2 separate regions of the Homo sapiens genome follow, and region 2 is linked to region 1. Evidence: chromatin contacts called from ENCODE Hi-C or POLR2A ChIA-PET data. All regions are on one chromosome and are shown on one strand. Each heading gives the region's core, a stretch centred on a gene start or an enhancer-like site at or near the end of the contact. The rest is flanking DNA. Distances are from core to core; before and after follow the strand shown. Region 1 overlaps TLN2 (talin 2). Region 2 overlaps TLN2 (talin 2).

Region 1 (4,289 bases), core at 175-2,674:
GCAAAACTGTGCACTGCACAGCTTGTTCAAGACATCTGTGCTTCTGCCCAGTACTGCCTACATCCTTGGGAAGACAACTCAATTGCTTACTAAGCATGCCACATTTTACTATGCTTCAATTACACAGTTCCTCTGATCAATCATGTTAGCATTTAATTACCATGCAATTAACTCACTGCACTAACTCAAGCTCATGGGCATTTCTGCTTTGGCCACAGAAATCACAGAGTTGATATCCAAAGCCCACTCTGCATTTTACCCCCACCCACCTGTGCTCTGCCTCCCAGGCACTTGCCTGGGTTATGATTATGAAATTTCCACAGAATAGCAATTATTCTCCAAACTCAGTCAAAGCTGCCCAAAGAAGGACCAGCCTTAGGGCAAGGGACTCACTGTATAAACATCCCTACTTGATGGGGACTCGGTTGCGGGAGGTGGGCAACTCAAGCATCACACGGGGGTCTCAATGAGATGACCAGTTACCAGACTTTGGTATTCCATAGCAGAATACCCCCACCTTTCCCAAATTGTGCTGACTGATAACTTCGTCTTGAGAAACCAACCTCGAAGCACGATCTCATTAAAAACAGACATTTCAACACCTAAGAAGTAAAAAGAACAGTATCTTTTAATAAAAAGCAATTATCTGAGCACATTTATCTTAGAAACTCATCCTTCTTTTTCTCCTTCTGACTTTATACCAATTTCTGGATCAATTCTTTGGGGGAAAACGAGATTAAATAATCTTAAAATTATTTCTAATCCTTATATCAGCTGACCAAAGTTCAGCAAGTGTTTTTAAGCTAAAAAGAAATGAAGATATTTATCATCTGTCACCAGTAAAAACAACAAATATCTTGTCATTCACTTCACATATGCTGAAATGACAGATACACATAAGCAAAAATAAAAAATAAAAATAAGGGTGGAGGAAAAGGAAGCATTCTGCTTTCCTGGTAAAATTTCTAGGAAGATTAATATCCCGTTTGAATGCCATGCTGCTCACACATGATTTTGAAAAGATAGTTTCCTGCTCTACAACAAGAGTGGAATCAGCTGTTTTAACTTGGGGCCCTAGAGTGTAACTCTCAAGTTGCTTAGTTATTTATAACTTCAGAGCAACGCCTGCTTCTGCCATATCAAAGTATGCAAGACCCTAGGGAAAGGTCAGAAGACAATGTTGCTTGTTTCAAACACACTGGCAATTTAAAACTCCCCCAACCTCCATGGGAGAGCTTTCATGTTGGGAATGCTCCAGAAACAAACTAAAGGATCTCCTGGCAGGAGGGCTCTCATCTTTGCCAGGTTCAGCACAGTTCCTAGGAATTCCAAATGTTAATCTGAAGAGCTGGAATCCAGTCTGGTGTTTGTAATACCACCCATGTGACTACCTCATGCAGATATGCATTTGCTCAATAAATATTTGCTGAACATTTCCTGTTTGGAAGGCACCATAGCAGAGTCTCCTCACTCTCTGCCCCTCATCACACCCAAAAAAGGTCTGACCCAGTCCAGTTTCCCAGAGGGTAGCCTAAACCCTCATACCAGCAGCCACTAGATAATGTGCTATAACCACTGCCACACTCTTGGAACCTGCAACACACAAATGATTTCAGAGGACAGAGAGGTCCCTTCTTCCTGGAGATATCACAGTTTCCTAGATTTGTGCTGGGCTTTTAAAGAAAGACATGAGAGAAAAATTAACAGGAAACTTGTACTCCCAGAATATAGGCTCCATTCGGGCCAGATCTTTATGAGTCTTATTCAAAATTGTTTTCCCCGCGTCTAGAACAATGCCTGCCAAAAAGTAAATGCTCTCTTGATATTAGTTCCATAAATAGAATAAAGGAAAGAATGATCTTAGACCTGGCATTGACTCAGCCATCACGTAACTAGCCTCAAGTCATGGAGGTTCAATGACATTTGGCTAATGTAAGTTCAGGCTACCCAAAGAGGCAGACACTCCCCTTCCCCTTCCCCGTCCGCCCCCCATCATAGAGGCAGACAAGGTCAAAAACTATGTTACAGATTAAGTTTAGGGAGAACTTCCTTCCACCTTCCTCATGTACCAGTTGTAAATTCCTTAATTTGCTCCCTACAGATGTCACAAATCAATTCTTAACCAAGCACAGGGAAGAGGGAGATTGACTTGAAATTTTACCTAACATATTTGTGCGTAAGACAGAGCCAACGTTGTAGTTCTGAGAAGTCCAGGAAACACTCCAGCCTGAGGCTACCAGATAAATTACAGAGTTGTGCAAGGATGTACGCCTGCAGACCCCAATTAGAGGGCAGGTGGGCTCCAGTGGGCAGAAACTCAGGACAGGAACTCTGGAAGAACACTGGCTAAATAGAAGGATTCCTTGCTTACTAACATGATGCCAGGATTTCCTAGCACATTTTAAAATAGGTTTAAATCAATGTAAGCCAGATTTAAGACAACTCTTCATCAGCACAGTGTGTAAGCTAAAGTAAGATTTGCTTGCAAAATAAGAGGAAGAGGAGGGCAAGGTGGGAGAACCAAAAATTATCCTCTGAAGGTACCAGTAAGAAACATGTTTTTGGCCGAGCACAGTGGCTCACGCCTGTAATCCCAGCACTTTGGGAGGCCGAGGTGGGCGGATCACAAGGTCAGGAGTTCGAGACTGGCCTGGCCAACATGGTGAAACCCCGTCTCTACTAAAAATACAAAAAAATTAGCTGGGCATAGTGGCAGGCGCCTGTAATCCCAGCTACTCGGGAAGCTGAGGCAGGAGAATCGCTTGAACCTGGGAAGCGGAGGTTGCAGTGAGCTGAGATCGCGCCACTACACTCCAGCCTGGGGAACAGAGTGAGACTCCGTCTCAAAACAACAACAACAACAACAAAAACATGTTTCTGTTTTTTAATGTTATTACCCAACAAAAAAGTGAGCAGTGGGGCAGAGTTTAGAATGGCCCAGAGTCTCCCTCTCTCTCTCTCTCTCTCTCTCTCACACACACACACACACACACACACACACCCCACCAACTACTTTCTGTTACCCTTTCTTCCTGTTACCCTCTCAGCACTTAGCACTCTGGCTCCTCCCTTGCACTGACAACAATAAATAAATAGCCTAATGGAACTACTGGAAGTTTTACTTAAAGTCTACGATCCATTTCAAGATAATTTTTGTATGTGGTGTAACCTAAGGATCAAGGTTCACTTTTTTCCATATGGATACCCAACTGTTTCAGCATCACTTGTTGAAAAGCCCATCCATTCTCCATTGAATTACAGTGGCCCCTTTGATGAAAATCCATTGATCATACATGTGTGGGTCTATTTCTGGACTCTATTCTGTTCCATCCATCTAATATGGCTGCTTTTACACGAATACCTCACTGTCTTGCTTTCTATAGCTTTGACGTATACCTTGAAATCAGGTAGTGTAAGCCCTCCAACTATGTTCTTTTCCAAAACTAACTTGGCTACTCTGAGCCCTTTGCATTTCCATGTAAATTTTAGAATCAGCTTGTTGATTTATTAAAACAAACACATACACCCCCTTCTGGGATTCTGAATGAGAATGCAATGGACCTATAGATCAATTTGGTGAGATGACATCTTAACAATGTTGTCTTCTAATCTATAAAAACGGTATCTGTTTCCTTTTATTTGAGAGACCTATCAGAGTTCAACAAGAACAACAACAAAATCTAGAGCTACTACCTGTGTGTCAAGAAGGGAGGAGTTGCTGGAAAACAGCAAATCTCTGCAAAATAATTTACAATTTTACACAGTTCTTTCATGAACCTTACATGCAACTGATGCCACTGATTTTTTTAAAAGGCTCAAAAAAGCACAGATGAAAAAACAGGCAGATGTGGCGCCCAAATCCCGGTACTCTTTTTTCTACGTGAGATTCCAGGGTCTTTGATACTGTACAGTTCACTGAAAACTAAGAATCAAAGGGAGGCTGGCAGGAGAGAGAAAAACAACTGGGGAAGGGGTGTGAGCCCAGCTCCAGGACCTGCTCCCAGAAGCTAAGTGAGGCTTCCAGGTTCTCTGACAAGCTCACAGAACGGAGAGGAATGAGAAGAAACCAATAAAGATGATGAAAATTCACAACAGGACAATATCCTTCTAGAAAGGCCACAAGCTGGCAAAGAGCCAAGAGAGGAAATGGGGCAAGCATACTGCAGGAGGTCCACAGAGCACAGCCAAGGGCAGACACATGGCTTCCAAGATGCCTGGGAATTTCCAAGAAGAGACAGGTTAAAGAGCAAGACAGACATTGTTATTTCCTTTTCACACCACAGAAAGAA
Region 2 (4,658 bases), core at 1,433-3,932, 39 kb before region 1:
TTGTGTGTCATTCCCCTGCCTGAAATGTTCCTCCCTTGCTCTCTCCATTTTTCAAATCCTGTCTGGTCTTCCAGACTCAGGCTGGAGTCCTAATCCCTCCGAGGGCAGACATCCAGGACCATAATTTTCTTGTCTCATTATCGATATTAGTTGTCATCTGTGTCCTATTTTATACTTTTAAGTATCTTTCCACAAGCATAGTCTCGGGCTGGAATGAAGCTCCATATGTTTGCAACCCCTTGCAAAGGGCCCCTGGAAGAATATCTTGTGATAAATGGAAAACCAATAACTCCTGTATAGGCAGATGCAAAATGCGATTTAGACCTCCTGATCACTGCCAGTCACTCCTTCTTAATTCACATAGCAATGTAGAGGATAGACAGCAATTTCAGAGGCAACATATTCCAACATCACACAATTGGCCACGGCCCTGTCACATTTCACAACCAGACTGGCAGTAACAGCTGGATGAGGATCAGAAATTTATCAGGCTACTTTCCATTTGCAGATTGCTGAAGTCCTTCCAAGGAAGATGCAAGACTAACTCCTGTGTTCTAAAAAGTAAACATCCACACCTTTCAAATATCATCCTGGGGGCAACACCAGAATGGAAAACATGAAAAAACACAGCCCAAGGCATCCACCGAACAATAGGTTCCAGCCACCTTCAAAGTCTTTTATATCCCCTTTCATACCTGTAGCTCCAGATACCTTCGGAGCACTCTGGGAGTACATCTGTGAGATTTAAATGAGGAACATGAATAAACAGAGGTTGGGATTTACCCCCATCACAGAGATGATCAGGAGCTCATGAGTAAGTTGAGGGGTCATGCAGGACCCAGTACTATGTCCACTGAATATGACAAAATGTGTGTGTGTGTTCACATACGAGCCACAAAGATGTCAACGTAGCCACAAGATTGATACTATCCTAGACAGTCTAATCCTTTTGTATGTGTGGCATGACATGTCCCTTATCTGCACAAGGATTTTGACATCCCAGTTGGGGTCAACATTAACAGTATCTGAACATGTTTTTCAACAAAGTAGAGAAATGAAAGGGCTGAAAAATTTTAAAAATCACTATGAGTGATCTACAGAATAAAGCAGGTATCTTTACAAATACATATTTACCTATAATAATTGGGAGCTTATTAACAGTTAATCCTCCCTTCATAAGGAATAGCAGTTTCTTTGGTAAACGGCCAGATTCAGTGTTTCAATACTGCTTCTTTATCCCCTTTCCTCCCTGATTAACGCTGGTCTTTTCCTGGTTCCTAAATAGGTTCTCAAGAGGTCCACAGACTATCAGCAGGGGCTTGTAAACAAACTGCAGTATTACGGACCAAGGGCTTGGCAACAGAAATGCAGCATGCCTCCTCATGGCCTCTGCATCTCACATTACTACCAGGAGATTTGTTCTCCTCATTGCTCTAGTCTGTAAATGCTTTCAAGGTTGAGCTTTATTGTAAGCCATGTGGCTGCTAGAGATAGATCTCAAAGCTCCCCTTGCTCTAAAGGACTCCGCCTTCGCTGTGTGGCCACTGACCAAACTGATTTTGCCTTTCCTCCACACTGGCCATGGTGCCAAGATGGCCTCATGAACTACTCACACTCTCATTGGCTTTATGCTAAGAGGGGCTCTCTATGCTGTCCTTGCAACTGGATAGAAAAAACAAACCTTCAGACAACATGCCCCCAGGAAGACTATCTCCTGAGAAGCCAGTCCAGAACACTTCCCAGCTTTCTGGTTTGCCTTTCCAGAACATCTTAGTAGTTCACAACTATGGAGCAAGAAATGAAATACCAAAATTAACACAGCACAAGCAAAAGGCTGAATCCAAATAGTTGCTGTTCAATCAGAGAAAAAGCAAACCAAACACCAATCACAATATCTCTATCAGCACTTTTCAATCCACTCCAAGAACCCAACACAGATGAAGATTAGCCGTGCCCCAGCTCACTTGTCTGGAGGCTTCTTAAAGGAAAATCTCCAGCAAGAATCGATTTCATCAAAGCCAAGTGGTTTGCAGCAACTCCTTCTGTCACCAACAGGTCAGGAAAGAGCCCCCGTCAGAGGTAGTGAAGACAGAAATCAGTGCCGACCTCCCTCTCCACACTGTGCCAGGCAGGCCAGCCTCACTGTGTCAAAGCAGAGGACTTGCTCTTCCCCCAAGAATCAGAAACAGCTGCTCCCACTTCATCAAGTTTCCAAGATTCCAGAATGTTCCAGCCCCACCTCATGTCCTGAATTTCTGGCTCTACTGCTTCATAGAACCAGCAGAGCACAGAAAGGAAATACAGTCCAAAGACCTGGAATGCTGAGACATTGCCAAGTCCTCTTCTGGCACTCTCTCCCAAGCATGGTGAAAGAATTGACAGCACCAGTCTGGGATACAAACACCCCCAACTTTGGTTTGATATTCCGGATATCCATTTGACAAATATTTATTGAGTGCCCAATCAGAATAAGGCCCTGCCACTACACCTCAGCCAGGATGGGCTCGAGTTCTGAGTTCTGAGATTACCAAATTTCACCAATGCACACAGAGCAATATGGATTTCAGGCTGCTGTCCAAGAACAGGGAACAATTGTTCACTATTGATTCACTTGAGCATAAAAAGGATATGCAAATTTGCAGGAGATTTGCAGCTCTGCTGTCCCTGGAACCCTGCCACAAAACCCAGGAAAGAACACATTGAGACACAGTGACACACACACACACACACACACACACACACAAAGAGAAAGAAAGAGAGTTGGATTCAAGAGACACTATGCAAATGCAAGGTTAAAAAGATGCTGCCTCACTGGAAATGTTGCCTAGCCTGATAACCCACCTTTTCCTCCATCCTTTTTCTCTTTCCCTCTTTCCTCTTCAACAGACAAATGTGGACTTTTTGTGTTGTTTCAGTGCCTTGTTATTGCAACAAGCAATTTTTGGAAGAGTTAAGAAATGTACTGTTCTTCACCCCCCAATTTTTCTGTACACATCAGTCAATAAAAGAAAAAGCATAACAGCCGGGTGCGGTGGCTCACGCCTGTAATCCCAGCACTCCGGAAGGCCGAGGTGGGCAGATCATGAGGTCAGGAGATTGAGACCATCCTGGCTAACACAGTGAAACCCCGTCTCTACTAAAAATACAAAAAAAAAAAAAAATCAGCTGGGTGTGGTGGCAGGTGCCTGTAGTCTCAGCTACTTGGGAGGCTGAGGCAGGAGAATGGTGTGAGCCCAGGAGGTGGAGCTTGCAGTGAGCCGAGATCGCAACACTGCACTCCAGCTTGGGCGACAGAGCGAGACTCCGTCTCAAAAAAAAAAAAGTGAGGTCATCCCCAAATCTCCACTTAGCACAAGTCTGGGGTTATTAACACAATCAATGTGTTGCCACTAGCATTGATAAGGAAAAAAAAACTAAGAATAAAGTTAGCTAATCCTGACACCATCTCTTACTTCCATTAGAACCTGCCATTCTAGGAATGGAAGGAAACTTCAGGCTGTGATTAGAGGGGGGGAAGAAAAAAAAAAAAAAGCTTTTCTACTCCCACTTGCTTTTAAAAGATTTTTCTCTTAAAAGGGTAGATGATGATGACAGAGTTGATGGAAAAAATGTAGGATGGCGCAGTGGCAGATAAGCCAGAAGCGGTCTCCAGGAAATGAAAACTATTCCAAAGCACGCCTCAATTTAGAACCTTTAAAAGACTATGGAATCTGTCTGTTTTTTCAGGAAAGCATGATCCTTCCTTGTACACACAGTGTTGGTTTTTCTTCCAGGTGTCTGTGGAAACAAGCCATTCTAGGAATCCATGAGCAACCCACACCTCCTTTTCCAGTAATCACCACTTATAACCTTTTGGAAAAGTCCCACAGAAAGATGGCTAAGGAAGCAGATGCCCCACAGGAGGCAGAGACCACGAGTGTTGGCGAACCCAGAGGAAGAGGCGCTATGAGTTTGGGAGGCTGGGGGAGACTAGGGAAGAGGCACTGAACTGGGCTTGGACCAACCAGGACTCACCTATTACAGGGAAGAACCTTCCACAATATTTTTTAAAAGGTCTGGAGAAACAAGAAATATCATTTTTAAGGAATCTGAAATTTGGATGAACATGAAGAGCAGGCTCAAATGGAGATTCGCCACTCTAAGAACACAAATGATTATTATACAAAGCGTGATAGCTAACTTATCTTACAGCTCTCTCAGAGATCAGGACCGAGGCCTCATTAATTCTGACGACATCAGAGTCTGTCAAGGCCAGAAAGGACCTCATGGGCCCTACTACCCTCCACGCCAGCCCCAGCCCCTGAATAGCCCAAGGCCCTATCCTGGGTTTTCAGCTTACTATTACAGTCCTCCCTGGAGATGCTCTCACAGCTCCCCATTGTAGCCTGAACACAGTTTAACACAGTTTAATATTATATATTTGTGTGATTATTTCATTCATTAACTATTTGATAAGGATAAGAGCCAGGCGTGTATTAGAGCTCCATCTTTTTTTTTTTTTTTTGAGACAGAATCTTGCTCTGTCACCAGGCTGGAGTGCAGTGGCACGATCTTGGCTCACTGCAACCTCCGCCTCCTGGGTTCAAGCAACTCTTCTGCCTCAGCCTCCCCAGTAGCTGGGACTACAGGCGCACACCACCACGCCCAACTAATTTTTG

What was found. Hi-C counts contacts between places; a loop is a spot of excess contacts on that map. ChIA-PET counts read pairs that join two places held with the same protein, here RNA polymerase II (POLR2A). Pooled maps may share reads with other maps.
Region 2: a loop to region 1 is called in a map of heart left ventricle, with 2.2 times the contacts of the local background. The contact joins two enhancer-like sites. A Hi-C loop is called at or near these places in 8 of 168 maps with a recorded cell type or tissue (Caco-2, aorta, ascending aorta and 2 more) and 3 of 50 pooled maps. POLR2A ChIA-PET finds 5 or more read pairs at or near these places in 2 of 52 experiments (BJ and activated CD4-positive, alpha-beta T cell).

Annotation. Positions count from the first base shown.
Region 1 is chr15:62,503,531-62,507,819 of GRCh38, reverse strand. All of the region lies in intron 1 of TLN2 (talin 2), which reads right to left. Among named protein-coding and RNA genes, the nearest start is that of TLN2, 120 kb to the right of the region's middle. RefSeq lists enhancers at 979-1,509, 1,276-1,570. Within about 2 kb of position 1,424, at least 3 of the 41 ENCODE cell types and tissues checked have a DNase peak (open chromatin) inside an H3K27ac peak, as active enhancers do; they include ascending aorta, where a contact is called at or near this core.
Region 2 is chr15:62,543,600-62,548,257 of GRCh38, reverse strand. All of the region lies in intron 1 of TLN2 (talin 2), which reads right to left. Among named protein-coding and RNA genes, the nearest start is that of MGC15885, 99 kb to the left of the region's middle. Within about 2 kb of position 2,682, at least 17 of the 41 ENCODE cell types and tissues checked have a DNase peak (open chromatin) inside an H3K27ac peak, as active enhancers do; they include ascending aorta, where a contact is called at or near this core.